Regions from separate parts of the Homo sapiens genome. Here regions 1 and 2 are each linked to region 3. Evidence: chromatin loops called from intact Hi-C (ENCODE). Cell type or tissue: PC-9. All regions are shown on one strand. Links, peaks and the distances in the headings refer to the core of each region. The heading gives the core; the rest is flanking DNA.

The links. A loop is a pair of places that touch in the nucleus more often than their neighbours do. Peaks named below come from ENCODE experiments on the same cell type or tissue, not always from the same donor. Only the 100,000 strongest peaks of a DNase experiment are listed, where the experiment ranks them.
Region 1: it touches region 3 in a loop (8-fold over the local background); 4 of 110 quality-filtered maps call a loop at or near these places.
Region 2: it touches region 3 in a loop (4-fold over the local background); 11 of 110 quality-filtered maps call a loop at or near these places.

Annotation. Positions count from the first base shown.
Region 1 is chr9:89,133,777-89,144,009 of GRCh38, forward strand. The region is part of intron 1 of SHC3 (SHC adaptor protein 3); the gene reads right to left. Among named protein-coding and RNA genes, the nearest start is that of SHC3, 40 kb to the right of the region's middle. In PC-9, for the core only: no CTCF peak of the experiment used is centred there; DNase peaks (open chromatin) are centred at 4,245, 4,805 and 5,175; H3K27ac peaks cover 3,064 bases.
Region 2 is chr9:89,274,262-89,284,494 of GRCh38, forward strand. It overlaps LOC105376136 (a long non-coding RNA gene), which reads right to left. Exons shown (of 3, transcript XR_930101.4): 3 at 6,186-10,233. Among named protein-coding and RNA genes, the nearest start is that of CKS2, 32 kb to the right of the region's middle. RefSeq lists an enhancer at 7,790-8,308. In PC-9, for the core only: a CTCF peak has its summit at 4,960; no DNase peak of the experiment used is centred there.
Region 3 is chr9:89,016,086-89,026,318 of GRCh38, forward strand. The region is part of intron 11 of SHC3 (SHC adaptor protein 3); the gene reads right to left. Among named protein-coding and RNA genes, the nearest start is that of S1PR3, 30 kb to the left of the region's middle. In PC-9, for the core only: no CTCF peak of the experiment used is centred there; DNase peaks (open chromatin) are centred at 5,266 and 6,336; H3K4me3 peaks cover 702 bases; H3K27ac peaks cover 3,302 bases.

The DNA of each region.
Region 1 (10,233 bases), core at 1,999-6,998, 120 kb after region 3:
GGGAGGGACAGCATTAGGAGATAAACCTAATGTAAATGATGAGTTAATGGGTGCAGCACACCAACATGGCACATGTATACATATGTAACAAACCTGCATGTTATGCACATGTACCCTAGAACTTAAAGTATAATAAAAAAATTGTTCAGAATATCTACTTTGAAGCATTAGATTCTAGATGAGGCCTGGGGACATGTGAAGTGCCATGCCCCTTAGCCATGCTGGAAAGAGTCAGCTCTTACAGCACTTCTGTCTGGTGTCCTAGGCTCCACACCTGGCACATAATTATAATCACTTATGAACCAGGTTTTTCACCAAAAGTAAAAGTTGCTAAAAGTTAACAGTGCAATATGTGTTTGAGACTACTAAAGAAACAGTTCTACAATATGCAAGGAGTGTAAGGAAAGTAGAATATACTTTTGGTAAAAGATTATAAGAAGGCCTGGGAATGTGGATTTCTTGCCTGTGTTTAAAGGGTAAAAGGATTCTTTTAAAGTGAGATAGAAAAATATTAAAGGTTTGAACAAGTTGTGGAAAGTTTATTAAAAAATTAATTGTTAAAAAGATTCTTTGTGTGAACATATTATCTAGAGTTAAAGGGGGTATTATTCAGTTTTTCTGAATAATAGTTGAACACTAAAATAAAAGCACAACAGGATTTTCTCAGAGCACTGATCTGCTCTTTACTGAAAATTGTTAAGGGATTATAAAGGGTTTATAAGAATCTTGCCTTACAGTTGAACTGATTAAGATTGAATAGATTTGTCTAATAATTATAGTTGTTATGTTAAATTATTGTGTGCCATAGATGTAACCAAAATTTCCTTGTCAATTGTGACTTTAATAGTGGCTGTCCTAAGACTCTTTGCCATCCACAGACAATTGTTTTCTTGTTTTGATCCTCTTCAAAAGGTGGTTTATAATCAGCTATAGAATTTGACAGGTACTAACGAATGCAGGTTTCTGATAACTTTGGAGATTGTAACATTAGAATAGAGGAAAAATCTTTAAGGGCTCTCATGGAGAGCTGAAATGTTTATTAATATCAAGCAGAACAGAAATTAACTGCATGGGCTGAACTAATAGAAGACTGAAGTAATCTTTCTGACTTTTGCTTAAAATGTAGCTGATCTTTTGTTTTGTTTTCCAGAGTTAAGGAAACTTTTCTTTTGAGGTATTTACAGCCTTTAGCAATTGAGTAAAGTATACTCCTGTAAACAAAATTCAGAGCATATTTGTTTCTCTTTATGTGATTTCTCCAGAATTTAGAAATTATTTTTGAGTAATCTTAATTTATGGCAATATAAATATTTGCATAAGTACAACAATCATGTTTTCTTTTGTAACAGGAAACAATTAGAGAAACTGGTTATTTTACCAAGGCTTTGACTCAAACGGTGTGCTTTCCTCTACGAAATCAAACTTGACTTGTAGAGCCAACAAAAGCCCCTTGGGAAAACTGGCCTCATACCTTTTCTACAGCAGTCCCTGTGCAGGGTTCCTGACCTGTGGTAAGTAAAGAATGTCACTTTCTGACAGGCTGAGAAGCCCCAAGTTTTCTTCAGACCTCAAAAGAAGAAGCATTTATTTAACTCAGGTATTTGAGGGTACAAACCCATGGCTGGGTTTGGCTTTAAAAAAAAGTCTTATCTAAGATTCCTTTTATAGAAAAGGAATTCCATCAAAGCCAATTTAAAAAGCATATTTAAAAAAAATTATTTTTGATGCACCTTATACAAATAATCTGGTCAAGTATAAGACTAAGGCTTATTTTTGCAAACAAATCAGTCTGTTATGATTTGTCTTGAGTAAAAGTGGGATAATAGAGAGAGAGAAAAAATTATGTTTCAAGTACTATGGTACACCTGTTATAAAATTCTGGTTTCATCAGTTGTTTTTGAGGGTTTTTTTTCTGCGATTTAGACTGACTCTGTTTATTCCTGTGAATCAATCAGTGATCTCTGGCTGCAGCTCAGAAGAATTGAGATGGATGAGTAATGTAGAAACAATCTGGATCAATATTCTAATTCTCAGCATATACTGGAATCAGCTAGCAACCCCATATCAGCTTGGTTTCAACAATTTTCCAGTTCATAGAAAGCCTTCTTATTTAGTTTACTTGGCATAATTTTGCTTATTTTGCTTTACTGTTGTGGAATATATTGCTGTCGTACTCCTTGTGTAGGAATGCAGGATAAGCTTACGCAATATTCTCTTAAATTGAACACTTATTAATCTTCCAGATATCACATTTTGTCAGAGCTCAAGAGTCATGAATGACCCTCACCAAACTGATGCTTTCTGACTGAGCTCCTCTCTACCCTGAGGAGCCCCAGTAGTTAGGCAGGAATATCATTACCCCTATTCAGCCTGAAGAAATTACAAAAGATGGATCTTTGTCCCTCTTCAACCCTTAGGATTAAGGGTTCTCTTAGAAAAAGGAGAGGAGAAACATGTCAGAGGCATTTGAACCAGATCAACTTCATCTTGAATAGGGGCTGGAAAAAATGAGGCTGAGACCTACTGGGCTGTATTCCCAGGAAGTTAAGGCATTCTAAGTCACAGGGTATGATAGGAGGTCAGCACAAAATACAGGTCATAAAGACCTTGCTGATAAAACAGCTTATAGCAGAGAAGCTGGCTAAAACCCACCAAAACAGAGATGGCGATGAGAGTGACTTCTGATCCTCCTCACTGCTACATTCCCACCAGCACCATGACAGTTTACAAATGCCAGGAAATGTCAGGAAGTTACCCTATATAAAAAGGGAAGGAATGCTCAGTTCCTGGAATTGTCCACCCCTTTCCCAGAAAGCTCATGAATAATCTATGCCTTGTTTAGCATATTATCAATAAATAACCATAGAAATGGGCAACCAGCAGCCGTTGGCGCTGCTCTGCCTACGGAGTAGCCATTCTTTTATTCTTTCACTTTCTTAATAAACTTACTTTCATTTTACTCTATGGATTTGCCTCGAATTCTTTCTTGTGCGAGATCCAAGAATACTCTCTTGGGGTCTGGATTGGGACCACTTTCAGGTAACAATATGGCTGGAGTGTATTAGACCATTCTGCACTGCTATAAAGAACTACCTGAGGCTGGGTGATTTATGAAGAAAGAAGGTTTAATTGACTCACAGTTTCACGGGTTGTACAGGAAGCATAGTTGGGGAGGCCTCAGGAAACTTATAATCATGGTAGAAGGGTACAGGGGAAGCAGGCACATCTTACATGCTTGGAGCAGGATGGAGAGAGAGTGAAGGGGGAGGTGGATATACCTTTAAACAACCAGATCTTGTGAGAACATACTCACTATCATGAGAACAGCAAAGGGAAAATCCACCTCCAGGATCCAATCACCTTGCACCCGGTCCCTCCCCCAAAATCGGGATTACAATTCAACATGAAATTTAGTGGGGGGACACAAAGCTAAACCATGTCATGGAGATACCATTGTTTTTCCACTTTAGTCCAGATTCTCAGGAGCATCTTTATACACATGGCTAAGGGCTCAGCAACAGTTCACACTTAGCTAAAAATGGCTTAAGTTTCAGTGTGTTTTATTTCTCAAACTCAAGATTACTTTGAGGATCTCAACACATTATGGTTTTTGGCACCTCCAGTTAACTGCAATAAGCCTTAGATACACAACTTCCAATTAGGACATCCAAAAAATCCCAAATCTTAAGAAATTGATGGTACAATTGTGGCAGACAGACTTTGTGAAAACTCAAGTTCATGATAAAAAAATTCCAATCAAGTTTCTGAAACTTTTTTATTGGGAAACAGGAATATTAGCAAACTGCACTATTATTAAAAATAATAACTCAAGGGCACAGAATAAAATTAGCTTTCTGAATGAGAAATATTAAAAGCAAAAACGTCTAGGGGTGGAGACAGAGTTCCTGTAACAGAAATGAGAATGTCAGTGATAGAATAAACTGAGCTAGCTTGCTAAAGAATTCAAAGAAATAATGAGAGTGTGTAGGCAAGAAATCAGAGTCATCAGAAGAGCTGCAACTTACAAAGACCCCAAAAGCAAACTCAATTCATCAGGAGCAAGAGGAAAATAAATGAAACACGTTGCTCCTTCAATCCATAAGAAAAGAACGATAACAGCCCATAGTACAAAGACAAAGCCATTATTTTGTAACAGAGTCTTCACAAAGACTTTCCTCTGCAACTATGAGTCTGTGCAGGCTGCAAACGCACTGAAAGGGCAGGAAGCCAAACCAGAGTTGGGAAAGATTAGTCATAGATGTCACCCTTTGTAGACTCTGATGCTTCTCGCCTTGCCCTGGGAAGCCGTGAGCTGCCAGCTACAGAGACTTGGGGGACAAAGAACATGCATCTGAGGGCAAGGGTGACAGCAGATCTGTCCTACTGGTGGAGAGAGCTCCCAATCCAGACCCTAAGAGAGGGTTCTTGAATCTGCACAAGAAAGAATTTGAGGCAAGTCCATAGAACTACGTGAAAGCAAATTTATTAAGAAAGTAAAGGAATAAGAGAATGGCTACTCCATAGGCAGACCAGGCCCAAGGGCTGCTGGTTGCCCATTTTTATAGCTATTTCTCAATTATATGCTAAATAAGGGGTGGTTTATTCATGCCTCCCCTTTTAAGACCATATAGGGTAACTTCCTGACATTGCCATGGCATTCGTGAACTGTCATGGAGCTGGTGGGAGTGTAATAGTGAGGACAACCAGAGGTCACTCTCATTGCCATCTTGGTTTTGGTGGGATTTAACCAGCTTCTTGACTGCAATCTGTTTTATCAGCAAGGTCTTTATGACCTGTGTCTTGTGCCAAACTCCTGTCTCATCCTGTGACTTAGAATGCCTAACCGTCTGGGAATCCAGCCTAGCAGGTTTCAGCCTCATTTTATCCAGCCCCTATTCAAGATGGAGTTGCTCTGGTTCAAATGTCTCTGACATTTCCCCTCTCCCTTTTCTAAGAGAACCCTTAATCCTAAGGGTTGCGGAGGGATAAAGATCCATCTTCTGTAACTTCTTCAGGATGATTAGAGGTGATGATATTCCTGCCTATTAGGGTCTCTTATATTAGGCATAGAAAGGAGCTCTGTCAGGAGGCATCAGTATAGTAAGGGTGATTCATGACTCTTGAGTTCTGAGAAAAGGTGGTATCTGGAAGATTAATAAGTATTCAATTTAAGAAAACATTGAGTAAGCTTATCCTGCATTCCTACACGAAGAGTACAACAGTAATACATTCCACAGCAGTAAAGCAAAATAAGTACAATTATTTCAAGTAAACTAAACTAGAAGTCTTTCCATGAATTGGGAAACTGTTGGAACCAGGCTGATATGGGATTGTTAGCTGATTCTAATGCACCCAGAATTAGAATATTGATTTTATCCAGATGTTTTTTACATTACCCATCCCTCTTATTTCTTCTGAGCAGCAGTCAGAGATTGCTGGTTGGTTCACAGGAATGAGCCAGATCAGCCTAAGTTGAAGAAAAAACTCAAAAACAACCAATGAGACTAGAATCTAATAACAAGTGTACCATAGTTCTTGAAACATAATCTTTCTCTATCCAGTTTACCATTGTTACTAAGGACAAATCATGGTAAGACTGTTTTGCTTTATTACACTTGGCCTGATTATTTGTATAAAGTGCAGTAAGAATAATTATTTTTCACATAAGCTGTTTTTAAATTGGCTTTTGTGAAACTCTGTTCCATAGAAGGAATCTCAGATAAGACTTTTATAAAGCTGAGCCCTGCCATAGGTTTGTACCCTCAAATACCTATGAGTTGTGTCAATTCCTTTCCTTTTGAAATCCCAAGATAACTTGGGGCTCCTGGGCCTAAGATAAGTGCCATTCTTTACTTATCACACAGGTCAGGAATTCTGTACAGAGACTGCTGTAGACTAGGCATGAGGCCAGTTTCTTCAAGGGGCTTTTATTAGCTTTACAAATCAAGTTTGATTCCTTAAAGGAAAGAACACCATTACAGTCAAAGCGTTGGTAAAATTACCAGTTTCTCCAATTCTGTCCTATTGCAAAAGGGCTGATAAAGGCTGACTCTTGAGCCTAGCTAGGGAGCATGGCTCTCCATATGTCCCTAGGCCTTATTTAGAATCTAATGCTCTAAAGTAGGTAAATTGAACAATTTTCAAAACTTAAAGAAACAGTTTATTACCTTAAAGCATTTAGCAAGCCTAATATCTGACCTGAGTAATTTAGACCAAATGTTTAAATTTTGAAGACATTTTAATTTTACCAATAATTTTTAAAACTGTCATTTCTTGAAGAGTACTAAAGTCACATGAACTAAAAGCCATTAGACTTTTTACTTTTCTGACAAAATGCTTGATTTAAGCAGTCATTGTTTTTAAACCAATGAAAGCTTCTTTTTTATATCACAAACACACAACACACATAAATACATGACAGAAGAAGACCCAGTAGTTGTAAGATTTTTCATTTACCAGTTTCTTAATTGGATTACTGGCTTCAGGGTGGAGCCCAGAGCCAGGAAAGCATGCATTTTCTAGGGCTAATAAGCAGGGACAGCTGGAAGGCAAACAGATTCCCCCCCCCAGATTAAGGGTCCTGCTTTTATACCAGATCTTGGATCCCAAAAAGAAGGAATCAGCCCCTCCCCATGGAAGTCTTATCTCTCAGTGGCGGTGGTGGTGGGTGGGGGGGCGCATCTCCATACTTCCTAGGTGGCCAAGAGCATGTGTTTCTTATCCAAGCATGCACAGCTGAGTATTTCCCAATAACTGCCATTAGCCATCTCCAAAAGTATATTTCCTACCTAGTTATTACACACCAAATTCTCTCATAATGCAAAACAATTTCTGATACCTGCAAAAGTCAAAAACATCAGATACGGCAATGCAAAACAGAACAAAGCCTTAGATTTTGAGAGGAAACTAACTGCTTTTAATTCCTGGGGTTTCATGAGGAAAAAAAAGAGAATTTTCCCAAAACAGGGTCCGTGGCACTTCCTCTGTTTTTCTCCAGGAGTTCTAGGCTGTTAGTAATTATCTCAGGTTCTCTTATGTCGGCATTAACAGTGGCAAAAAGACAAAATGAAGAAAAACAGTTCAGTCGACTGAGGAGAAAAACTTTTTTCAGAAAGAACAAGATTCAAGAAGGGGAAAAAGATAAAGCCCTTTTAAATATATATAGTTTAGATATCCATATTTTAAATTAATTAAGCTGATTTTTAACCATAGCGCTCTTTTAAAAAGTCATGGTAAATTTCTTATTACCAGACTTTAGCCAGGCCAAACAGCCAATATTTCTGGCTCAGTGAAAGGAAAATACAGGACAGTTTTTGGAGGAGAAGAGAATAACAAATGGTAATGGTCATGCAGATATCAAACAAGAAAGAACTCATTCCCTAAGCAGGGAATTGACCCTGAAGTTGGGATGCCATTGTAATGGCAGAGACCAAGAGAAAGTACTGCCACGTATTTACAAGGTCAAGCTCCCAAGGACATAACTGACCAGTTTGCTGGGCTGTCTTGAACAGCGAGCTTGTGGAGTCCCAGGGCTGTGTTCTATCCTACGGTACCCTTCTTTATGACAGAACAATACAGAAAGACACACAAATCATGCCAGATTCACCACAGCTTAAGAGTAGCCTCACAAATCTTTTTTCCATTAATCAAAACTTTATGAAGGAGATAAACAGTGATTTTTACCATTCATTCAACTGGTTTGCACAGAGAGAGAGGCCAGAAGTCTGACTGGTAAGAAATTTTTACCCTTTTGCCAGCATGCCAGGCTTCTGGGTTCCCTTTCCCTAGTGAACAGCCCTAGTGACCTGTGGGCTGCACCACAGCCCTGGGGGCCAAGCCACATTATAAAGGAAAATTGTCTTTTTCTGTTCTGGCCGGAGAAAAATACATGTGACAAAGCAGACACTAGCTGCCCTGCTTAGCACCCAATGTCAAACTACTATGGCTCAAACTTGCTCCTGATTGGGCCCTGTCATCATTAATCCAACCTCTGACCAGCAGTTTCAACTTGCGGTCACAGGGCAAGATGATCACCCTGAATAATAAAAAATATAGGAAAGGAAAAAGAGAGAGAGAAATGCGTTGTCTGCAGCAGGGTGGGGGAGGCGAAGAGGTCAGGGAGGCCAGAGAAAGACCCATCTATTGCAGCAACACTGAAAAGTTCAGGTGGCCATTTGTCGGTCATAGGAGGGATCTTTTCCAGCAGTTCCATCAGCTCTCATGTTTCCCCTTTAGGGAGAAAAAAGCTCCCCATGTCCCTTCATCCTGTACATGCCTAATTCTGTCGCCCACAGCCATCAGCAAAGAATGTAAGGCAGATTAATTAAAAAAGAATAGGAATTAACATCCCATGGTGCCAAATCCATTCTTAGCCCAGAAGGACTTTACTAAATGGCTCCTCCAACCCCCTAAATCTTAGGAATGACTCTAACCTTCTTAAGTTGGGCCTTGAACCCAAGTTCAGTCGAGTTTCCTTGCCTTTTATTAAGAGGGGCCTTTAAGGCTGGGTGCGATGGCTTGCACTTGTAATAACAGCACTTTGGGAGGCCAAGGCAGGTGGATCACTTGAGGTCCAGGAGTTCAAAACCAGCCTGGCCAACATGGTGAAACCCCATCTCTATTAAAGATACAAAAATTAGCCAGGTGTGGTGGTGGGTGCCTGTAATCCCACAAGGCAGGTGGATCACTTGAGGTCCAGAAGTTCAAAACCAGCCTGGCCAACATGGTGAAATCCCATCTCTATTAAAAATACACAAATTAGCCAGGTGTGGTGGTGGGTGCCTGTAATCCCAGCTACTCAGGGCTGAGGCAGGAGAATCACTTGAACCCAGGAGGAGGAGGTTGCAGTGAGATCGCACGACTGCACTCCAGCCTGGGCGACAGAGTGAGACTCTGTCAAAAAAAAAAAAAAAAAAGGCGGGGGGTGTCTTTTACCCACTCTGTCTTAGGAGAGATTCTAACTCCCCTAAGTTGGCCTCTAACCCAATCCCATCCTTTACTCACATATATGCACACCACTTGCCCAAAGTCAGCCAATTGGTGTGTGTACAGATAATTTTCCTTCGGGTCGAGGGTCTCCTCAGTATCATACCTTTGGAGTTCACCAGAAAGATGTTACCGGACCCCACCACTTACCCCAAATTAGCCTTTGGGTTGGGGGCTTCCTCAGTATTGTCCCTTCCATGGTCACCAGAAAGATGTTACCAGAAATGGGTCCTGATCCAGACTCAAGAGAGGGATATTGGATCTCGGATCTCGCACAAGAAAGAATTTGAGGTGAGTCCATAGGCAAAAGTGAAAGCAAGTTTGTTAAGAAAGTAAAGTAATAAGAGAATGGCTACTCCGTAGACAGAGCAGCCCCAAAGGGTGCTGGTTGCCCATTTTTATGGTTATTTCTTGATGATATGCTAAACAAGGGGTGGATTATTAATGCCTCCCCTGTTTAGACCACATAAGGTAACTCCCTGATGTTGCCATGGCATTTGTAAACTGTCATGGCACTGGTGGGAGTGTAGCAGTGAGGACGACCAGCGGTCACTCTCATTGCCATCTTGGTTTTGGTGGGAATTAGCCACCTTCTTGACTGCAACCTGTTTTATCAGCAAAGTCTTTATGACCTTTATCTCGTGCCGACCTCCTATCTCATCCTGTGACTTAGAATGCCTAACCATCTGGGAATCCAGCCCAGCAGGTTTCAGCCTCATTTTATCCAGCCCATATTCAAGATGGAGTTGCTCTGGTTCAAATGCCTCTGACACTTCCACCCAGGAGTTTCAGAAGGTGAAGGGAGTTGGGAAACGCATCATTGTAGGCAGAATTGCAGAAGCTTCCACAGAATCTGAAAAGTTAGAGACAGAGGGATGGGGGTCCAAGTATAACAGAAATTTTTTTTGTGTTCCTGAGTCACAGGAGAACTGGTTGGTCAGAGATGGCTTTTAGGGCTGAATGAATGCTGCCGCTCTGAAATTGATCTTGCTATTGCCTGTTGCTTGGAACCTCCAGGGACCCAAGGGGCAGACTGGCCTTTTTCGGGGTTAGTGTGTCAGTGTGCTTTGTAAACTGTAAGGTCATACTCAAAACATATATCCCTCATTTTCAGGCGAGAGGGAAGTACCACTAAACCTTTAAGCCACTGATATATGTCTGGACTCCATCAAAGTGTCCTGCACCCTTCTTGGGGGCCTTAGGGTGGTGGTGTGGTTTGTCTCTTGAGCCCTAGTGTTCACTCTTCAA
Region 2 (10,233 bases), core at 2,450-7,449, 260 kb after region 3:
AGATTGCTTGAGCCAGGAGTTTGAGACCAGCCTGGGCAACATGGCGAAACCCCATCCCTACAAAAAACACAAAAATTAGCCAGACATGGTGGTGCATACATGTTGTCTCCGCTACTAGGGAGGCTGACGTGGGAGGATCACTTGAGCTTAGGATGTTGAGGCTGCAGTGAGCCATGATTGTGCCACTCACTCCAGCCTAGGCAACAGAGGAAGACCCTATCTCAAAAAAAAAGAACTTTCAGCTTTGTTAATGTATTGTTTTCTTCGTTTTGTAGTGTTCTCTATTTGTGTTCTCTTGTAGCCTGCTGAGCTTTTAAAAAACAATTACTTGAAATTTTGTCAGGCAATTTGTAGATCTCTATTTCTTTGGGAATGGTTACTGGAAAAGTATTGTGTTTCTTTTTTAGTGTTGTGTTTCCTTAACTTTTTGTGTTTCTTGAAGTCTTGTATTGTTACATTCATATTTGAAGAGGCAGGCATTTCCCCCAGTTTCCACTGAATGGCTTTGGGAAAGAAAAATCTTCACCAGTCAGCCCAGCTAGGGATTCAGGGAGTCTCTCAGACCTTTTCCATGGATCTGCCAACTCCAGTCCTCTTGCTTTCTCTTGGCGAAGGGAGGATAAGGGGAGTGTTAGGACTGTGTGTCTTCTCTCAATCTCACAAAGCCAGGCCATGTGCTGAGGGCTGTCTGTTTATTTTCCCAAGTACAGTGGTTTATTAGTCTGTTCTCATACTGCTATGAAGAAATCCCCAAGATTGAGTAATTTATAAATGAAAGAGGTTTAATTGACTCACAGTTCTGCATTGCTGGGGAGGCCTCAGGAAACCCACAACCATGGCAGAAGACACCTCTTAACAAGGCAGCGGGAGAGAGAATGAGTAACAGCAGGGGAAATGCCAGTCGCTTATAAAACCATCGCATCTCTTGGGCCTTACTCACTGTCATGAGAACAGCGTGGGGAAACTGCCCCCATGATCCAATTGCCTCTACCTAGTCCCTCCCATGACAAGTGGGGATATGGGAACTACAAATAAAGATGAGATTTGGGTGGGGACACAGCCAAACCATATCATTCTGCCCCTGACCCCTCCCAAATCTCATATCCTCACATTTCAAGACACAATCATGCCCTTCCAACTGTCCCCCAAAGTCTTAACTCATTCCAGTATTAACCAAAAAGTCCAAGTCCAAAGTCTCAACTGAGATGAAACAAGTCCCTTCTGCCTATGAGCCTGTAAAGTCAAAAGCAAGTTAGTTACTTCCTAGATACAATGCGGTACAGGCATTGGGTAAATACATTTATTCCAAATGAGAGAAATTGGCCAAAACGAAGGGGCTAAAGGCCCCATGCAAGTCCAAAATCCAATAGGGCAGTCATTAAATCTTTAAGTTACAAAATGATCACCTTTGACTCACATCCAGGTCATACTGAGGCAAGAGGTGAGCTCCCATGGCTTTGGGAAGCTCCACCCTTGTGGCTTTGCAGAGTACAGCCCCACCTCCTGGCTGCTTTCACAGGCTGGTGTTGAGTGCCTGCAGCTTTTCCAGGTACATGGTGCAAGCTGTCAGTGGATCTACCATTCTGGGGTCTGGAGGATGGTGGCCCTCTTCTCACAGCTCCACTAGGCAGTGGGGACTCTGTGTGGGGCTCCAACCCCCACATTTCCCTTCTGCACTACCCTAGCAGAAGTTCTCCATGAGGGTTCCACCCCTACAGCACACTTCTGCTTGGACATCCAGGCATTTCCATATATCCTCTGAAATCTAGGTGGAGGTACCCAAACCTCAATTCTTGACTTCTGTGCACCCACAGGCTCAACACCAAGCGGAAGCTGCCAAGGCTTGGTGCTTGCACCCTCTGAAGCAATGGCTCAAGCTGTACCTTGGCCTCTTTTAGCCATGGCTGGAGCTGAAGCAGCTGGGATGCAGAGCACCATGTCCTGAGGCTGCACAGAGCAGTGTGTACCTGGGCCTGGCCCAGGAAAGCATTTTTCCCTCCTACGCCTCAGAGCCTGTGATGGGAGGGGCTGCCATGAAGGTCTCAGACATGCCCTGGAGACATTTTCCCCATTGTCTTGGTGATTAACATTTGACTTGTTACTTATGCAAATTTCTGCAGCTGGCTTGAATTTCTCCCCAGAAAATGGGTTTTTCTTTCCTATCACATTGTCAGGCTACAAACTTTCCAAACTTTTATGCTCTGCTTCCTCTTGAATGCTTTGCTGCTTAGCAATTTCTTCTGCCAGATACCTTAAATCATCTCTCTCAAGTTCAAATTTCCACAGATCTCCAGGGCAAGGGAAAAACGCTGCCACTTTCTTTGCTAAAGCATAGCAAGAATCTCCCTTGCTCCAGTTCTGAAGAGGTTCTTCATCTCCATCTGAGACCACTTCACCTGAACTTCATTGTCCATATCACTACCAGCATTTTGGTCAAAACCATTCGACAAGTCTTTAGAAAGTTCTACACTTTCCCACATCTTCCTGTCTTCTTCTGAGTCCTCCAAACTGTTCCACTCTCTGCCTGTTACCCAGTTCCAAAGTTGCTTCCACGTTTTCGGGTATCTTTATAGCAGCAACCCACCCTTGGTACCAATTTACTGTATTAATCTGTTCTCACACTGCTATGAAGAAATACTTACCTGAGACTGGGTAATTTATAAAGGAAAGAGGTTTGATTGACTTACAGTTCTGCATTGCTGGGGAGGCCTTAGGAAACCCACAATCATGATGAAGGCACCTCTTCACAGGGTAGCAGGAGAGGAATGAGTGCCAGCAGGGGAAATGCCAGACACTTATAAAAACATCAGAGCTCATGAGACTCACTATCACAAGAAAAGCATGGCGGAAACTGCCTCCATGATCCAATTACCTCCACCTGGTCCCTCCCAAGATACATGGTGATATGGGAACTAACTTGAAGATGAGATTTCAGTGGGGAAACAGTCAAACCACATCAAGTGGCCTGTGGTGTTCAAGGTTAAGTGCCTTCTCCTAATTCTGCAGAGTTGAGCTGGCTATCTACAGGTGTTCTTGCATGATCTGAAGAGACTTGTACACTGGCTGTAGGAGTGCATGGGGAGCACTGGCTATGGAAGTTGTGCGGAGTTCTGGGGGCACATGTGAGCTAGTTGGGGGGATAGTCCACATTCTGTAAGGTTTGTGTGTGAGCCTCTTGATGAAATTCGCAAGGTGGTTGGTAGAAACTGTGGCCCTTTGCTAAGTCCCATGTTCCAGTTGCTATGAGCTTCCACCACTTTTCCCTGTTCCTAGCTACTCAAAGACTATTTAGCTGTACCAATCCCTTCAGTGTTTAGGGTGGAGTGAAAAGAAAGTGCACCTCCCACATGGCTGGGGAAGCCAGGTACTAGTACACTACACTTTCACTTTCATCTTTCCCTGCAGGAGAAATCACAGGCTAAGAGGGCCTCTCTTGTCACTGGGCTGTGCCTTTGGGGGAAGGTTGATGCAAGTAAAGTGAAACTGTTTTTCTTACCCATTTTTCTATTGCTAGTCTCAGATTTTTTGCTCCTATGGGGTGCTGGAGCCTTTTTGCTGGACTTCCAGGCTTCCAGAAAGGTATTGTTGGCAATGGGCAGTTGCCAAAATTGGTGTGTCTGTGGAAGGCTAAGGACTCAAAACTCCTATTCTCACTGATGTCACTTCTCAGTAAGTTGGTTTGTGAGTAATAAAATTAATATCTTCTTTTTATTTTTGCCCCAATATTTGTTTCTTAATTTTTAATTTTAATTTTAATTTTTCTTTTAAGTTTCACATATACCCGGTTTACAGGGTCAAATCATTAGAAAATCAAATAATTAGTAGATTTTCCTTCTTATCCAGCATACTGAAGACTTCATATTTATACCAAAAAACAAATTTTTTAATATACCAAAATAAACAGACATTCCATTCTCTGAAGTCCTTGTGTGGATTCAACTGCTTACTAAGCAACTAACATAAAATATGAAATAAGTCTAATCATAACAAGTTAAAACAATGTTCTACCTTTAGAAATTTATTTAGAAATTTATATTAAGTACACATGATTCAAAGATTTTAGTAGTATTAATACTTATTCCTAGAAAGGATATATAATATTCTTCTGAGTATCTTTAAAACTGGATTAAAGGAAGGTGTCTTCTTATTTTTCTATTTTTCCTGCTTCCTGTTAGCTATTTTTAAAAATATTTTATTTGTTAGTTTGAAAGTTACTAATGAGACAAGCCAACACTCAGGATAATGCTTTTCTAGTTATCTGTTCCTTCTCATGACTGTTCCCTGAGAAAATCCAATTATCTTCTTCTATCACCACCATTTCACTCCCCACACCCTACAACCAGTGGCATGATGGAGTTGGCCCAGGAAGACCTGTTTTCCCCCATGGTTAAATTATTATAAATCCTGTGAGCCTGTTACTAAACAGTTGGTAGCTTGAAATCTGACACTGGAAGAGTATTTACACCAAGGAAATTGGCCAATTCTACTAGGGCTTCCTCCACTCCTCCCAGAGCCCATTGTTAAATATTCACTTAGAACACCACTGCAGGCCGGGCGTGGTGGCTCAGCCTGTAATTCCAGCACTCTGGGAGGCCAAGGTGGGTGGACTGCTTGAATCCTGGGCAACATCATGAAACCCTGTCTCTACAAAAAAAAAAAAAAGAAAGAAAGAAAAAAATAGCCAGCAGTAGTGGCTGTGGTTCTAGCTACTCGGGAGGCTAAGGTGGGAGGATCGCTTGAGCCCGGGAGGCGGAGGTTGCAGTGAGCCCAGATTGCACCACTGCACTCCAGTGTGGGTGACAGTGAGATCCCATCTCAAAATAAAGTAAAATAAAATAAAATAAGAACACCACTGCCTACAAATGCTCAGCCAAAAAGCAAAGTCCATCTTGAGCTACTGTTTATAAACAATAGGAGTAGCAAGCCCTCTCGTGGCTATTATCAGAATTGCAGAGGATAAGGAGATAAGGTAAAAAGATCAAGATTTCATCCCAAATATGTTTTATATAAGGCTTTAGAATGATAGTGTTGATTGTTGTAGTTTAATATCTCCTGCCTCTGTGCAAACTTTTCTCAAACTACCCAAAAAACACCACTTAGGTTTCCCTTTCTCATGAGTTGTAAATATCTCCTTAGTAAGAGTAGGCTTTTCTTTGTGTCCCTATAGCAAAGACTGTATTATTCACTTTTAAGGACATGCATTTTCTGTGGGTTACTGTGGGCATGTCACAGGAAAGGTTGTGTGTTTTGAAACTGTCTGTGTATCTTAGCCATACAATTAAGCCATATGAGGAATGCAAACCAGTCACCACTGCATATTAAAACACAAACCACATCAGATTACCCTCCTGCTTAGCAGGCCTCAATGGTTTCCTGTTGTATCTAAAATAAAATCCAGATACTTCACCAAACCCCATGGATCCTCGGTGGCCTAGCTCCTGCCGTGTCTCCTGCTCTGCTTTTCCTTACTGTCCCCTTCCCGTTATACAAATGTTAGGGCAAAGGCCACTCCTCAGTGGGGCCTTTTCTGGACACCTGCTCTGAACCAATGCCCACCCACCCACCCATCTGTTAATTGGTCACATCATCAGGCTTGGTTTTCTTCCCACCACTTATCTCCACCCAAAATCATCCTATTTGCTTACGTGTTGAATCTGACCCACCCAGTGGAAGGGAAGCTGGAAGCTCAGTGTGGACAAGCCCTGGTCTGTCTTACACACAGTGTTTTCCCCATAACAGGCTCCTGGTGTGAGTCACGGGGAAAGCTACAGATGCCCACAGGCAAAAGAATTGGGAGCCCTACACCCATCTACCCTCCAACCCCAGCTCTTATTTGAGTGTAGAGTGAAAAACTGGCTCATTTTGCCCGGGACTGTCACTGTTTTACCATTAAAAGCCACCATCCTAGGAAATCCTTTACCCTCAGACAAATCTAGAATGGCTGGTCACCTTATATGTTATCTAGAATTGCTTTCTGGGATGATTTTGAAAAATAAATGACTTTTTTAAAATATAAAAGCTTCCTCTGAATAACAAAATTTAATTTGCAGATTATCCTTTAGCATTCTATAAAAAATATTATTTATTTTAGCAGAGTTGACTTTTCTTGGCATATACATTTGTATTTGTCTTAGCACTTAAAATATATATGAAGCATATTGTAAAAAAAAAGAAAAAGGATCATATTGTATTCACAGGTAATGCTTTTAATTTTAAATGTCATTGAAGAAATAATCTGGTACAAACATGGCACACATGACTCATTGCTGGTAGGGTTAGAGACTTCCCACTTGAAGTCACTTTGATTCCTAAAATAAGTTTATTGATGTGTTTCTTTTACATTACATCTTCCTGATTTTAAAAAAATGTGTTATGTTTTCTTTTCTTTTTCTTATTTTTTTATTTTAAGACAGAGTCTCACTCTGTTGCTCAGGCTGGAGTGCAGTGGCATGATCATAGCTCACTGCAGCCTCAACCTCCTGAGCTCAAGTGATTGTCCCGCCTCAGCCTCCCAAGTTGCTGAGACTACAGGTGCATGCTACCATGCCTGGCTAATTTTTTTTTTAATTAGAGACAAGATTTCACCATGTTGCTCAGGCTGGTTTTGACCTTCTGAGTTCAAACTATCCTCTCACCTCAACCTCCTGAAGTGCTGGGATTATAGTCATGAGCCACGGCGCCCCAGACCTTATTTTCAAAAGATATATTTTTCTTCATTTCTCCTTGAACTTGGAGGGAACACTGCCTCAAAAGAAGTACATTAACAACATTGGCTAAACCTTCTAAGTCGTCTAAATTAGGAAAGGATCGGTTGGCCTTCAGGTTACATTTATTAGAATGACTCACTGAAGGGAACAAATATTTCAAAAGATAAAATGTAATTTTCAATTTAGTGAATTAAAATGCAACCACGTGTAATCTGAACTCACCCACATGATCAGTGTACAGAAGAGCTTTTGATCTGTATCATGTTGTTGAAAATTCATTAGAGGCCACGCAAGCATTTCTACTTGTTGGTTGTATCATCCTGTTGGCAGGAAGACAGCTAGCACTGAGGCCAAGGGCTGTGGAGGACAACAAGTAGTGACCAGGAATGCATATCATCCTATCTGCTGTTTCCAGTCCTCATTCTCACTTTTGTCAGGATTTCCATCTGTCCTCAGAAATCAGGAAGAACCAGCATCAGGGCAAAGAGTTCAGGGGCAGTATGCAAAGCTTTACTAGTTGACATGGACATTAATGTTGGAGAGGGAACCTGTGGATCTCCTCATTTCCCTTCTCGATCGCTGTTGACTATATTCCAAGGCTAACAAAAGGTTTGCAAGACAAAATCTTGAGGACAAACCTTAAGTCTGTTAAAGTCACAGTCATGACATTTCTCAAAGTGTGATCCAGTGAACATCCACAACCCGAAATCACATGGGGTGCTTATTAAGAATGCGGGTTTTCAGGTTCTGTTAAATCAGAATCCCTCGGGGGCGGTCCCCAGGAACCTGCATTTGTAACAAATCCTTTGGGTGGTTCTGGCACATACTAGGGTTGAGGCTTCATGATCGTTTGCTATGGTGTGAATGTGTCCGCCAAAATTCAGGAGTTGGAAAATTAATCCCAGTGCAGCAGTGTTGACGGGTGAAGCCTAAATGGGAGGTGCTTAGGTCATGAGGGCTCTGCCCTCATGAACAGATTAATGTGGTTCTAAAAAGGACTTGCAGAAGTGCGTTCTCTCTATTCTGCTCTTCTGCAATGTGAGGAGAGTTTTTGCCCTTTTGCCCTTCTATCTTCTGCCACGTGAGAACGCAGCAAGGCTCTCATCAGATGCTGGTGCCTTGATCTTGGATGCCCCAGCCTCCAGAACTGCAATAAATTTCTGTTCTTTATAGATTTCCCAGTGTCAGGTATTTTGTTATAGCAGTATGAAACAGGTCAAGACTTTCTCAATCTTTACAGCATAACTGATCAGGCGCAGTGGCTCACGCCTGTAATCCCAGTGAGAGGTGACAGTGTGCTGGCAGTCCTCACAGCCCTCTCTCGCTCTGGGCGCCTCTTCTGCCTGGGCTCCCACTTTGGCGGCACTTGAGGAGCACTTCAGCCCACTGCTGCACTGTGGGAGTCCCTTTCTGGGCTGGCCAAGGCCGGAGCCCGCTCCCTCAGCTTGCAGGGAGGTGTGGAGGGAGAGGCGCGGGTGGGAACTGGGGCTGCGCGCCACAGGCCAGCTGGAGTTCCGGGTGGGCGTGGTCTTGGCGGGCCCTGCACTCGCAGCTGCCGGCCGCCCCTGCCGGCCCTGGGCAATGAGGGGCTTAGCACCCGGGCCAGCGGCTGCGGAGGGTGTACTGCGTCCCCAGCAGTGCCAGCCCACCGGCGCTGCGCTCGATTTCTCACCGGGCCTTAGCTGCCTTCCCGCGGGGCAGGGCTCCGGACCTGCAGCCCGCCATGCCTGAGCCTCCCACCCCCTCCATGGGCTCCTGTGGGGCCCGAGTCTCCCCGATAAGTGCCGCCCCCTGCTCCACGGCACCCAGTCCCATCGACCACCCAAGGGCTGAGGAGAGCGGGCGCAGGGCGCAGGACTGGCAGGCAGCTTCACCTGCAGCCCCAGTGCGCGATCCAGTGGGTGAAGCCAGCTGGGTTGAGTCTGGTGGGGACGTGGCGAACCTTTTGTCTAGCTCAGGGATTGTAAATACACCAATCGGCACTCTGTACCTAGCTCAAGGTTTGTAAACACACCAATCAGCACCCTGTGTCTAGCTCAGGGTTTGTGAACGCACCAATCGACACTCTGTATCTAGCTACTCTGGTGGGGCCTTGGAGACCCTTTGTGTCCACACTCTATATCTAGCTAATCCGGTGGGGAGGTGGAGAACCTTTGTGTCTAGCTCAGGGATTGTAAACGCACCAATCAGTGCCCTGTCAAAACAGACCACTGGGCTCTACCAATCAGCAGGATGTGGGTGGGGCCAGATAAGAGAATAAAAGCAGGCTGCGGGAGCCAGCAGTAGCAAACCACTTGGGTCCCCTTCCACACTGTGGAAGCTTTGTTCTTTCGCTCTTTGCAATAAATCTTGCTACTGCTCACTCTTTGGGTCCACACTGCTTTTATGAGCTGTAACACTCACCGCCAAGGTCTGCAGCTTCACTCCTGAAGCCAGCGAGACCACGAGCCCACCGGGAGGAACGAACAACTCCAGACGTGCCGCCTTAAGAGCTGTTAACACTCACCTGGAAGGTCTGCAGCTTCACTCCTGAGCCAGCGAGACCACGAACCCACCAGAAGGAACAAACTCCGAACACATCCGAACATCAGAAGGAACAAACTCCAGACGTGCCACCTTAAGAGCTGTAACACTCACCACGAGGGTCCACAGCTTCATTCTTGAAGTCAGTGAGACCAAGAACCCACCAATTCCGGACACACCAGCAGTTTGGGAGGCCAAGGCAGGTGGACCACTTGACATCAGGAGTTTGAGACCAGCCTGGCCAATATAGCAAAACCCTGTCTCTACTAAAAGTACAAAAATTAGCTGGGTGTTGTGGCAGGCACCTGTAATCTCAGCTACTTGGGAAGCTGAGGCGGGAGAATCACTTGAACCCAGGAGGCAGAGGTTGCAGTGAGCTGAGATTGCGCTGCTGCACTCCAGCCTGGACAAAGAGTGAGACTCCATCACATACATACACACACACACACACACACACACACACACACACACACACAGGGCGTAACTAACTCTCAGACTCCCTCTCCCCAGCTAAAGACATCTAGGCAAATTTTCATCCTGGTAGCACCCATGGGGAACTCCCTTCTCAACCTCCTTTTCCATGGAAAAATATCCATGAGCCCTGAGGATTTGAAATTCAGTTCATACAAAAGCGCCTTCCTCACCTCATCTCGTGGGAAAAAAAACCTGTCTCCCGAGTAAACATTTCATATAAAATAGTACTCAAGTCACTCCTCTCCAAAAACTTCACCTGGCCTCTTGCTTTCACATGGACATTAAGAGGCTAGGCCTCAAGTCTGCCTTTTCCTTGAGCCTGCTTTTCTCTGACGCAGAAGGGGCCACTTGGCAGGTCTGGCAATCCCACGTTCCGAGACTGGAGCTCTACAAGCGGGACTTGGAGCTGCCTGTGGCTCTGTTATTCCTTACTCCTTGGTGATACTCTTCACTTTGGTAATATTTTAGTAGGTATTGTTAGAAAGTAAACCTTCATTGAATTCTCAGAAAGAGTAAACCACTAAAGCAT
Region 3 (10,233 bases), core at 3,354-8,353:
AAATATCAATAAAATTGATAAACCTCTAGCCAGGCTAAGAAAAAAAGATGATAAGGCCCAAAAAACCTCTAGCCAGGCTAAGAAAAAAAGATTATAAGACCCAAATTATCAATATAAGAAAGAAAAGAGGGGACCCCACAACAGATCCCAAGAACATTAAGAAGACAATAAAGAAATACAGGAATAACGGAATTCAACTTTGTGACCAGTTTATCAGGATCTTATTTGCATTTGGTTTACAATATTCCCAACATATGATAGGTTTATTGGGATGTAAGCTCATCCTAGGTTGAGGAACATCTGTATTATGGATGGCTCTATGCTCATAAATTTGATAATCTAAATTAAAAAATTCCTTGAAAGACACAACTTGCCAAAACTCACACAAGAAGAAATAAACAATCAGAATAGGCATATATGTATTAAAGAAATTGAACCAATAATTAATAACCTTCTGAAACAGAAAACACAAGGCCTAGATGGGTTCACTAGTGAATTCCATCAAGCATTTAAGGAATAATTTATTTCAATTCCCTACAATCTTTCTCAGAAGATAGAATCAGAGAACATAATTCCTCATTCTATGAAGCCAGCATTACCTGAATACCAAATCCAAACAAAGACATTAAAAGAAAACTATAGTGCAATATCTCTTATGAACATAGATGCAAAAATGCTCAACAAATATTGGCAAATTGAACCCAACAATGTATAAAAAGAATTATACACCACAACCAAGTGGAATTTATTTCAGGTATGCGAAGTTGGTCCAATATTCAGAAATCAATTGCTTTTATCCATCATGTTAAAGAAGAAAAATCACATGATCATATCAATGGATGCAGACAAAGCATTTGACAAAATCCAACAAATCTTACCAAGAGATTTTTTCTTTTAAAAAAAGGTCTTTTTTTCCCACAAACAATGGAAACACATTCCATGCTCATGGATAGGAAGAATCGATATCGTGAAAATGGCCATCCTGTCCAAAGTAATTTATAGATTCAATGCTATCCCCATCAAGCTACCATTGACTTTCTTCATAGAATTAGAAAAAACTACTTTAAATTTCATATGGAACCAAAAAAGAGCCCACATAGCCAAGACAATTGTAAGCAGAAAGAACAAAGCTGGAGGCATCATACTACCTGACTTCAAATTATACTACAAGGCTACAGTAACCAAAACAGCACGGTACTAGTACTGAAACAGATATATAAACCAATGGAACAGAACAGAGGCCTCAGAAATAACACCACACATCTACAACCATCTGATCTTTGACAAACCTGACAGAAACATGCAATGGGGAAAGGATTCACTATTTAATAAATGGTGTTGGGAAAACTGGTTAGCCCTATGCAGAAAACAGAAACTGGACCCCTTTCTTACATCTTATATAAAAATTAACTCAAGATGAATTAAAGACTTAAATGTAAGACCTAAAACCATAAAAACCCTAGAAGAAAACCTAGGCAATACATTCAGGACAAAGGCATGGGCAAAGACTTCATGACTAAAATACAAAAAGCAATGGCAACAAAAGCCAAAATTGACAAATGGGATCTAATTAAACAAAAGAGCTTCTGCACAGCAAAAGAAACTATCATCAGAGTGAACAGGCAACCTACAGAATGGGAGAAAATTTTTGCAATCTACCCATCTGACAAAGGGCTAATATCCAGAATCTACAAAGAACTTAAACAAAGTTACATGAAAAAAACAACCCCATCAAAAAGTGGCCAAAGGATATGAACAGACACTTTTCAAAAGAAGACATTTATTTAGCCAACAAACGTATGAAAAGAAGCTCATCATCAGTGGTGATTACAGAAATGCAAATCAAAACCACGAGATACTATCTCACGCCAGTTAGAGTGGTGATCATTAAAAAGTCAGGAAACAACAGATGCTGGAGAGGATGTGGAAAAATAGGAACACTTTTACACTGTTGGTGGGAGTGTAAATTAGTTCAAACATTGTGGAAGACAGTGTGGTGATTCCTCAAAGATCTAGAACCAGAAATACCATTTGACCCAGCAATTCCATTACTGGGTATATACCCAAAGGATTTTAAATCATTCTACTAAAAAGACCCATGCACACGTGCGTTTATTGCAGCACTGTTCACATTAGCAAAGACTTGGAACCAACCCAAATGCTCATCAATGATAGACTGGGTAAAGAAAATGTGGCATATACACCATGGAATACTATGCAGCCATAAAAAAAAGGATGAGTTCATGTCCTTTGCAGGGACATGGATGAAGCTGGAAACCATCATTCTCAGCAAACTAACACAGGAACAGAAAACCAAACACCACATGCCCTCACTCATAAGTGGGAATTGAACAATGAGAACACATGGACACAGGGAGGGGAACATCACACACCAGGGCCTGTCAGGGGGTGGGGGGCTAGGGATAGCATTAGGAGAAATACCTAATGTAGATGATGGGTTGATGAGCACAGCAAACCACCATGGCACGTGTATGCCTATGCAACAAACCTGCATGTTCTGCACAGATATCCCAGAACTTAAACTGTAATTTAAAAATGTTATTTAAAAAAAACTCTTGATAAAGTAGTTTTTTTTTCTTTCTTTCTTTCTTTCTTTTTTTTTTTTAAAGAAAACCCTCTTGATAAAGTAGGAGAGGAAATTCCTCAACTTGATAAAGAATATCTATGGGCTGGGCATGGTGGCTCATACCTGTAATCCCAGCACTTTGGGAGGCCAAGGCAGGCGGATCATTTGAGGTCAGGAGTTTAAGATCAGCCTGGCCAACACAGTGTAACCCCATCTCTACCAACAAAAATTCAAAAATTAGCCGGACGTCATGGTGGGTACCTGTAATCCCAGCTACTCGGAAGGCTGAGGCAGGAAAGTCGCTTGAACCTGGGAGATGGAGGCTGCGGTGAACTGAGATCATGCCACTGCACTCCAGCCTGAGCGACAGAGCAAGACTCTGTCTCAGAGAAAAAAAAAAAAAAAGAATATCTACAAAAAAACCCTACAGCTAACATTATATCTGATACTGAGGAACTCAAAGATCAAGAACAAGACAAGGATATTCCCTCTCACCACTCCATTTCAATATCGTACTGGAAGTCCTAATATTCCAAAGAAAACCTATAGAATTTCTTTTTTGATTTCATTTTTGTAAACCATTATTGCTAAAAATGTGTTGCCATTTTTAGGTAGAAGTCTCTAAGGTTTCACAGCAGCTTAATTAATATATGCCTCTTCTCTAAGCTGGGGAAGAAGTGCACACTTGACTCTGTGTGGCCTGTGGTCAGAAGGCCTCACCTACAGTGTCCAAAAGTAAGACAGTAAGATAGAAAAGAAAAAAAAGGCATACTGATTGGGAAGTAAAAAATGAAACTGCCTTTGTTCACAGATGGCATGATTGTCTAGAAGAAAACCTGAAAGAATAAAAAAAATCTCCTTGAACTAATTGTGATTATAGTAAGGTTGCAGGACATAAGGTAAATATACAAAAGTTAATCACTTTCCTATATATCAGGAATGAACACGTGGAATTTAAAATTTAAAATGCCATACCATTTACATTGGCACCCCTGAAAATGAAATAGGTATAAATCTAACAAAATACCTATGAGATCTACATGAGGAAAACTACAAAAGTCCAATAAAAGAAATCAAAGAAGAACTAAATAAATGAAGAGATATTTCATATTTATGGATAGGAATACTCAATATTGTCAAGGTGTCAGTTCTTTGCAATATTTATTAAATAATATCAAATACAGTCTATTTAAAAACAAAAATAATAAATGAATATTCAGCTTGAGAGCACTGGGTGGGACTCGGTTTTCAGGGAGAGAAGCTGGAGGAAGTGAGGTTTTACAAAGAAACGAAAGCAACATCTACTCCTAAAACAAGGGCACTTTGGAGCCTCTGGAATGGTTCATAGTAAGGAATTACTTCTTTGATTTGATTTTTGTAGACCTTTACTGTTAAAAATGTGTATTGTTTTTAGGTAGAGATCCCCAAGGTTTCACAGCAGCTTAATTAAAATATGCTTCTTCCCTAGGCTAGGGCAGAAATGCACACTCAGCTCTGTGTGGCCTGTGGTCAGCAGGCATCACCCCCAGTGCCCAAAAGTAAGGAGAGTGGGGGTCAGGTTAAGGGGTGAAAGAGGGAGAGGTGACAGGGGGTTGGAAGGTGGAAGATAGGAAGGGTGGGGGTGAGAGGTGAAGGTGGAGGGTGAGAGGCAGCAGGGCAGGGAGGTGGGGTGCCAGTTGTGGGGCAGGCTCCTTTGTGCCACATTGTGGGTGTGGGGGCCTCTGTGGTCTGTGGACAACAGCAGGTCTGACTTGTCATATTCATCCTTCCCTCTGGGCCTCCTTCAGGTCCCCAGGTGGTTGGTGGGAAGGTGAGGGCTCCTCCTCTGGCTGTGACGTACGTCCATGTCAAAGCAGGACAAAACAGGGACAGTTTCTGGTGCCAGGATCTAGGGGGACACTAAACTATCACCAGCAACAGAATGAGACAGATAAATCATCCTTACCGAAGCTCTTGCAGGGGCTGGCACAAAACCGCCCTCATGTGCAGTAGGAGATGCAGGCCCAGGAGGAGAGCAAAATGGGCAGGCCAACCTCAGTATGTGGGTGTTGTGAGTGGAATGTACAGGCATAGGGGAGGGGACACAGGTGAGTCCCCCTCACCAACTCTCCATGTCTCCTCCATCAGCAGTGACTAAGCTGGGCACAAATGTCTGTTTGCAGGGTTGTGTGTCTGGGTGGAGCTCTGCCACTGGGTGCGGTACCTTGGTGATCCTCCAAAGTGCCCAGTGGTGGAAGGATGCAGGGGAGAGCCTCCTGCCCTATGGTGGCACACATGGGCCTCATGAGGACACTCAGGGCTTGGGGAGGTGCCCAGGGGAGCTGTAGGGATCTGCTGAGCTGCAGCCCCAGTTTGACCTCACAGGGACATTTCGCACTGAGCTTCAGCGCCCACACAGGAGATGCCCGCCAGTTGCACCAGCCTTCTGGAACACTAATATTCTAGCAGAATCAGGTTTGAAACTTTTGTTCCAACTGTATGGAAAGTACACTCGTGTTAGTATTGACTATCATCACTGCCAATTCTACCTTAAAAATGATTTTTCAGGAGCTCTGCAGCTGGATAGAGGGGTAGTCTCCTTCTGCCTCAGGGAAAAGCCCAGGCTACCTTGGGAACTGTGCCATCTCCATGAAACCTCCAGGACAGCATTTGATGAGTCACTGCTCCAGAAACCACAAAGAAGTCTTCACTCAGCTGCCAGAGTAGGGAGGCCAACACCACCGCACTCAATGTCCCCACAGCCATGACCTCAGTGACCAAAGACAGCACCAGATCGGCTCACAGAGTGGAAGGCCTAGGCCCAGGTCACCTCTGGGAAAGCACAGCTGACCCACAAAACTAACCTGAAACCTGTGTAAAAACCCACAAACCAGAAGCAAAGCAGAGAGAGAGAAGGAAGTACCGCAGGAAAGTGAGCAGTGGCTCTCCCTGAACCCTGCCTGGATGCCAGGGCTCACCTGCCTTGGGCCATCCCAGGTGAGGCTCCTCTGTCCTGCACCAGGTGGAAACTGAGGGTTTCCAGCACCCCTCGGGGCCAGTAGAACACAGTGCTAGGAATCGGAACCTTGAGAGATGGAGGGCTACTTCCGCATTGCCTGTTGTTGCCCTCTAAGACGTTTCTTTTTTAGCCATGGAAAAACTCTGTCACACACAGCCCTACCTGGATACCCAGGATATATGACTTGGGAATAAAATGGGAGGAGGTCGGCCCTGGAGCATTCTCAGGACTCTGCCTGCCCCTGGGGGCTTCCAGAGCAAGACTACGGGGTGGTCTTTCCCACTCAGAACTTGTAAGTCACACGACTTGCCCGAGCCAGAGGTGACTGAATGGGCTGCGTAATTTCCATATTTCCTTTGTAGCGAACAAAGGCACAATGTCAATGAGAGAAGTCAGCTGGTCCTCCAGCAAACAGAACTGAGGCCTCAGTTCATTTTGCTGAGCAGGGAACTCCGCCCCACCCCACATCCCAACAGGGCTGGACCATGATCTTAGCCAAGACCCAGGGCAGGAACCTGAAGAGCCTCGGGCACTATTTAAACACTTTGGCGGTCCTGTCGGGGCTCCAGGAGCCTAGAAGGAGATTCAAGGACACTTCAGTGCAGGAAGGGAGGGTTGGGGGAGGGGGGAAATTCCTACAGTGGGGAAAGCTCAGACCTCCCACTTCCTTCTTCAAAGCCTGCTCCACCAGTCTGGCCACCGTCACCTGTGGCTTTGCGGCGGGATAGGTAGTCAAGGAAGTTTTTGGGACGTGGCAACCGTGGGACGTACAGTCAACACAATAAGCCTCAGCATTCACACTGTAGTCCAGCTAATTCAAGCACAGCTATCTTCAGTAAGGAATTTCCCCCTCTAGAGAGCATGCGCACTTTAATTTTAGTTGTCCTCAGAATGACCCTTTGCTCATCATAATAGCAAAAAAACACAACCCTGGGTGGAGATTTAAGATGCTAATGAGATGTGACTTATGAACAAGCATGTACAGCTACTGCGCATGTGCACCCAGAGGACCATCCGAACATGCTTATAGCAACACCTCCTTATGAAAAATCATGAAAGCCTCCCATAAAGGGAGTCTCCCCTAGTGCCCGTCTTTAAAATAAGTGCCTAGTGCACTTATTTTAAGTGCATCTTATTTATTTATGGATTTGTCTCATCCTTACCCCGAAGCCTGCCCTGAATTCTCTTACGGTGTACTGTCTATTCTGCACCTAACTTTCAAAATATTCTTTCTCCTTTGTAATAAATTGCACTATTTTGCACCTCCCTTGCTGTGTTGTCTTTTGCTCAAATTCTTCTAAATCAAGAAGACAAGAACTGAGGTCTCACAACAACCATAAACAGCTTGGAAGGTTTTTCCAGGCATGTGATGGGTTTGAGTGAGTCAGCCACCCCTGGCCTTGCCTTCTTTGGAAGGGAGGGCAGGCGCAGGCTTCCTCTATGAGAAGCGAACACTCAGGGAGAGAGGTCAGCCTGGGGCCTCAGGCCCACCCTGATCTTAGCATGAGAGCTGATTGCCCTTCAGGAGTCAGCAGCCCAGAATAAACTCTGAGGCCAGCTTGATAAGCCTTATCAACAAGGTCTCTTTGAGTTGCTTACAATATTTTTAATCATCTGAGAAAGTCTCAGAGTAGAAGAAAATCAGATCCCACAGATCAAAGCTGCCAGCAGCTCAGTGGGAAGGAATCAAGCTCCATGCATTCAGAAAGGCTGGGTTTATTTAGGCCCAAGGATGCTTGGGAGCCTGAGAAGCAACTCAGAAGTGTGGGAAATTAAAATCGTTAAGAAATATGCAGCATATTCTGATTTCCCAAATCTGCCATTGAGGCCATAACCAATCTTACTGTTTCTCTTCTCTGCCACAACCTCCAGAAAACTGCTTGGCTTGGGGGAGGTGGAACTTCTTCCTGGCTACTTCTTTTACCATCTATTCTTACATACTTTCCAGAAATTCAGTAGAAATTAATTTTTCAAATTTTATTCATCCAAGCATCTAGATGATCCACTTCTGTGTTTAACTGGCCATAGACAGCAGAACAGAATCAGAAGGTATGACCACATAGAGAAAAACCACTGGTCAAGATATCACAAGTCATCAGTTCAAATCCTGTTTCTACTGCTAATGTGCTCTGTTTGCCTGACAAGTTACCTAACATATCCTTCCTCATTTTTAAAAGGGTCTGTTGCCTAGACCTGTGGTTCCCAACTCTAGCCCCTGAAGGGCTTGTGAAAGTTCAGACTACTGCCTCATCTCCATCCCACACATCCAGGCCCCATTCCGAGTTCCTGACTCAGCAGATCTGGGGTGGGAGCTGAGGATCTCGTTTCTAAGCAAGCTCTCTGATGCTGAAGCTGCTAGATTAATGGCTGGCCTAGAACAGCAGCTCCAGCTGTGGGTGTGATTCGTAAGTTACCTGTAATGCAACAATGCCTTCCCAGTTCACTCAGCCCCCTCTCATGGTCCAATCAGAAACAAACAGCCCCTCTCAGGATGCTCCCCTGATGTGTAAAGGGCATGGTCATCCCAAGCCATTACCCTTGAAGCCCTTTCTCTCCTGGGTGCACAAGCAGCATCCTGTGCATCTTATTTATTTATGGATTTGTTTATTTTTATTTATTTATTTAGAAACAGGGTTTCATTCTGTCACCCAGGCTGGAGTGCAATGGTACGATCATAGTTCACTACAGCCTCAAACCCCTGGGCTCAAGCCATCCTCCTGCCTCAGCCTCCTGAGTAGCTGGGACTACAGGTGCACTCCACCACTCCCTGTGTGCGTTATTAAATACTGCCTGTCCTGCTCAGTCCAGTGCAGTGACAAGTGAGGAGAAGACAGTTTTGAGCACCTGCCACAACTTGGCCTGCCACCTGCTAATGACACTCCTTATAGGAAGTTACTGACCTCTCTGTAAGATGGCTATCGCGAGTCCTGCTTCACAGGACCGTTTTCAGAATGAAAGGATTAATACAAGTGAAGTAGTTAGTACAGTGCGTGGCATCAAGGACATGCTGGGGAACATTTGCTATTCCTATTTTCTTACCCACACTGCACAGTTTAACCTTACACTGGAGGTGATGGCATCCCAGAAGGATTCTGAGCAGGGAATGGACATCAGCAGAGCCTCCTGCAGGGTGGGCTGGGGCTGTCACTGGGAGTCCAGGTGGGTCAGGAGGAAGAGGCAGCTTACAGGGATATTTAGGGGAGTTTGTTCAGCATCTGAATGCAGAGTATGAGAAGAGAGGTGTGGTGTGGCGGGGAACCCAGGAGGGGCAGCTGGGGCTGAGGAGGTGGGGACAACACCTTCCACTGCAGACGCCATGGGCTTCAATTGCCTGGGAAACGTGTAAGTGGAGTTGCCCTGTGGGCAGTTAGAAATACTGGTTAAAATTTTTCCATTAATGACGACACTCCATCAATGACAAAATGATTACATCTGCCCCTTATAAAGGGTCACATTCCTAGAAGAGGCAAAGCCGTCAGATGGGGACATCTTGTGATTAAAACATGAGTTATCCTGGAACAGGTCACACACACACACACACACGTACGCACACACACATACACACACACACAGGGGCTGACCTTTGCCCACTTTCTCACTTCTGCTGGATCCACTGAGAGACCCCACCCCACCTCCAGGCTTGTAGGCTCATGCCTGGATCCAGCCTAACCCAGGTGTGATGTAGACCTGTCCCAGACACAGACATGCTGCCCAAGCCTCTCCTACATTTGAAATTAAGACGTGATCCAGGTCCATCCCAAACCTGAAGGCTGAGCCACAGAGCTGGGCCCACATCAGCCCCCAGGCCTGCAATGTGTAAACTAAAAATAAAATTTGAAGCCTCCCAACCATCAGAATGAACACATCCTCTCAGCCAAGGCCATTCCAAAGTTAACCTGAAAAACTAGGTCAGGCCATGATGGGAAGTGGGGGTCAGACATGCCTCATTATATCTTCCTCCCTTTGGAATTCAGGCACAACTGACCAGCAGTAACATTTAAACAGAGACCTTAAGACTTCTGTAGCAATAAGACACCCAATTCCAGCCTGACTCTAGCATAGCATCACATGACAGATAGCAGGCCCTGAAAGAGATTAAAGTATTTTACCCTAAAATATGTGTCCTTGGCAATATGTCTTTGGCATATTTTGAAATGGCCCTGCAAAGCTGTCTCTTGTGGGGAAAATCTGTATTCTGTAGAGAATCCCTTTCCCTTTCCAGGTCTTTTCCTTTATCCAGGAGAGAATTAAGTAAGAGTCTGGTACCTTTTTAAGTCTGATGAGAAACATTGGCTGGGCACAGTGGCTCACGCCTGTAATCCCAGCACTTTGGGAGGCCAAGGCAGGCGGACCACCTGAGGTCAGGAGTTCGAGACCAGCCTGGCCAACATGGTGAAACCTCATCTCTACTAAAAATACACACACACACCCCAAATTAGCTGGGCGTGGTGGTGCATGCCTGTAATCCAGCTGCTCAGGAGGCTGAGGCAGAAGAATGGCTTGAACCCAGGAGGTGGAGGTTGCAGTGAGCTGAGATTGCGCCACTGTACTCTAGCCTGGGTGACAAGAGTGAAACTACATCTCAAAAAAAAAAAAAAAAAAAACAAGAAAAGAAAAAGAAACATCTACAGTCTTTTCTCTCTGAAGC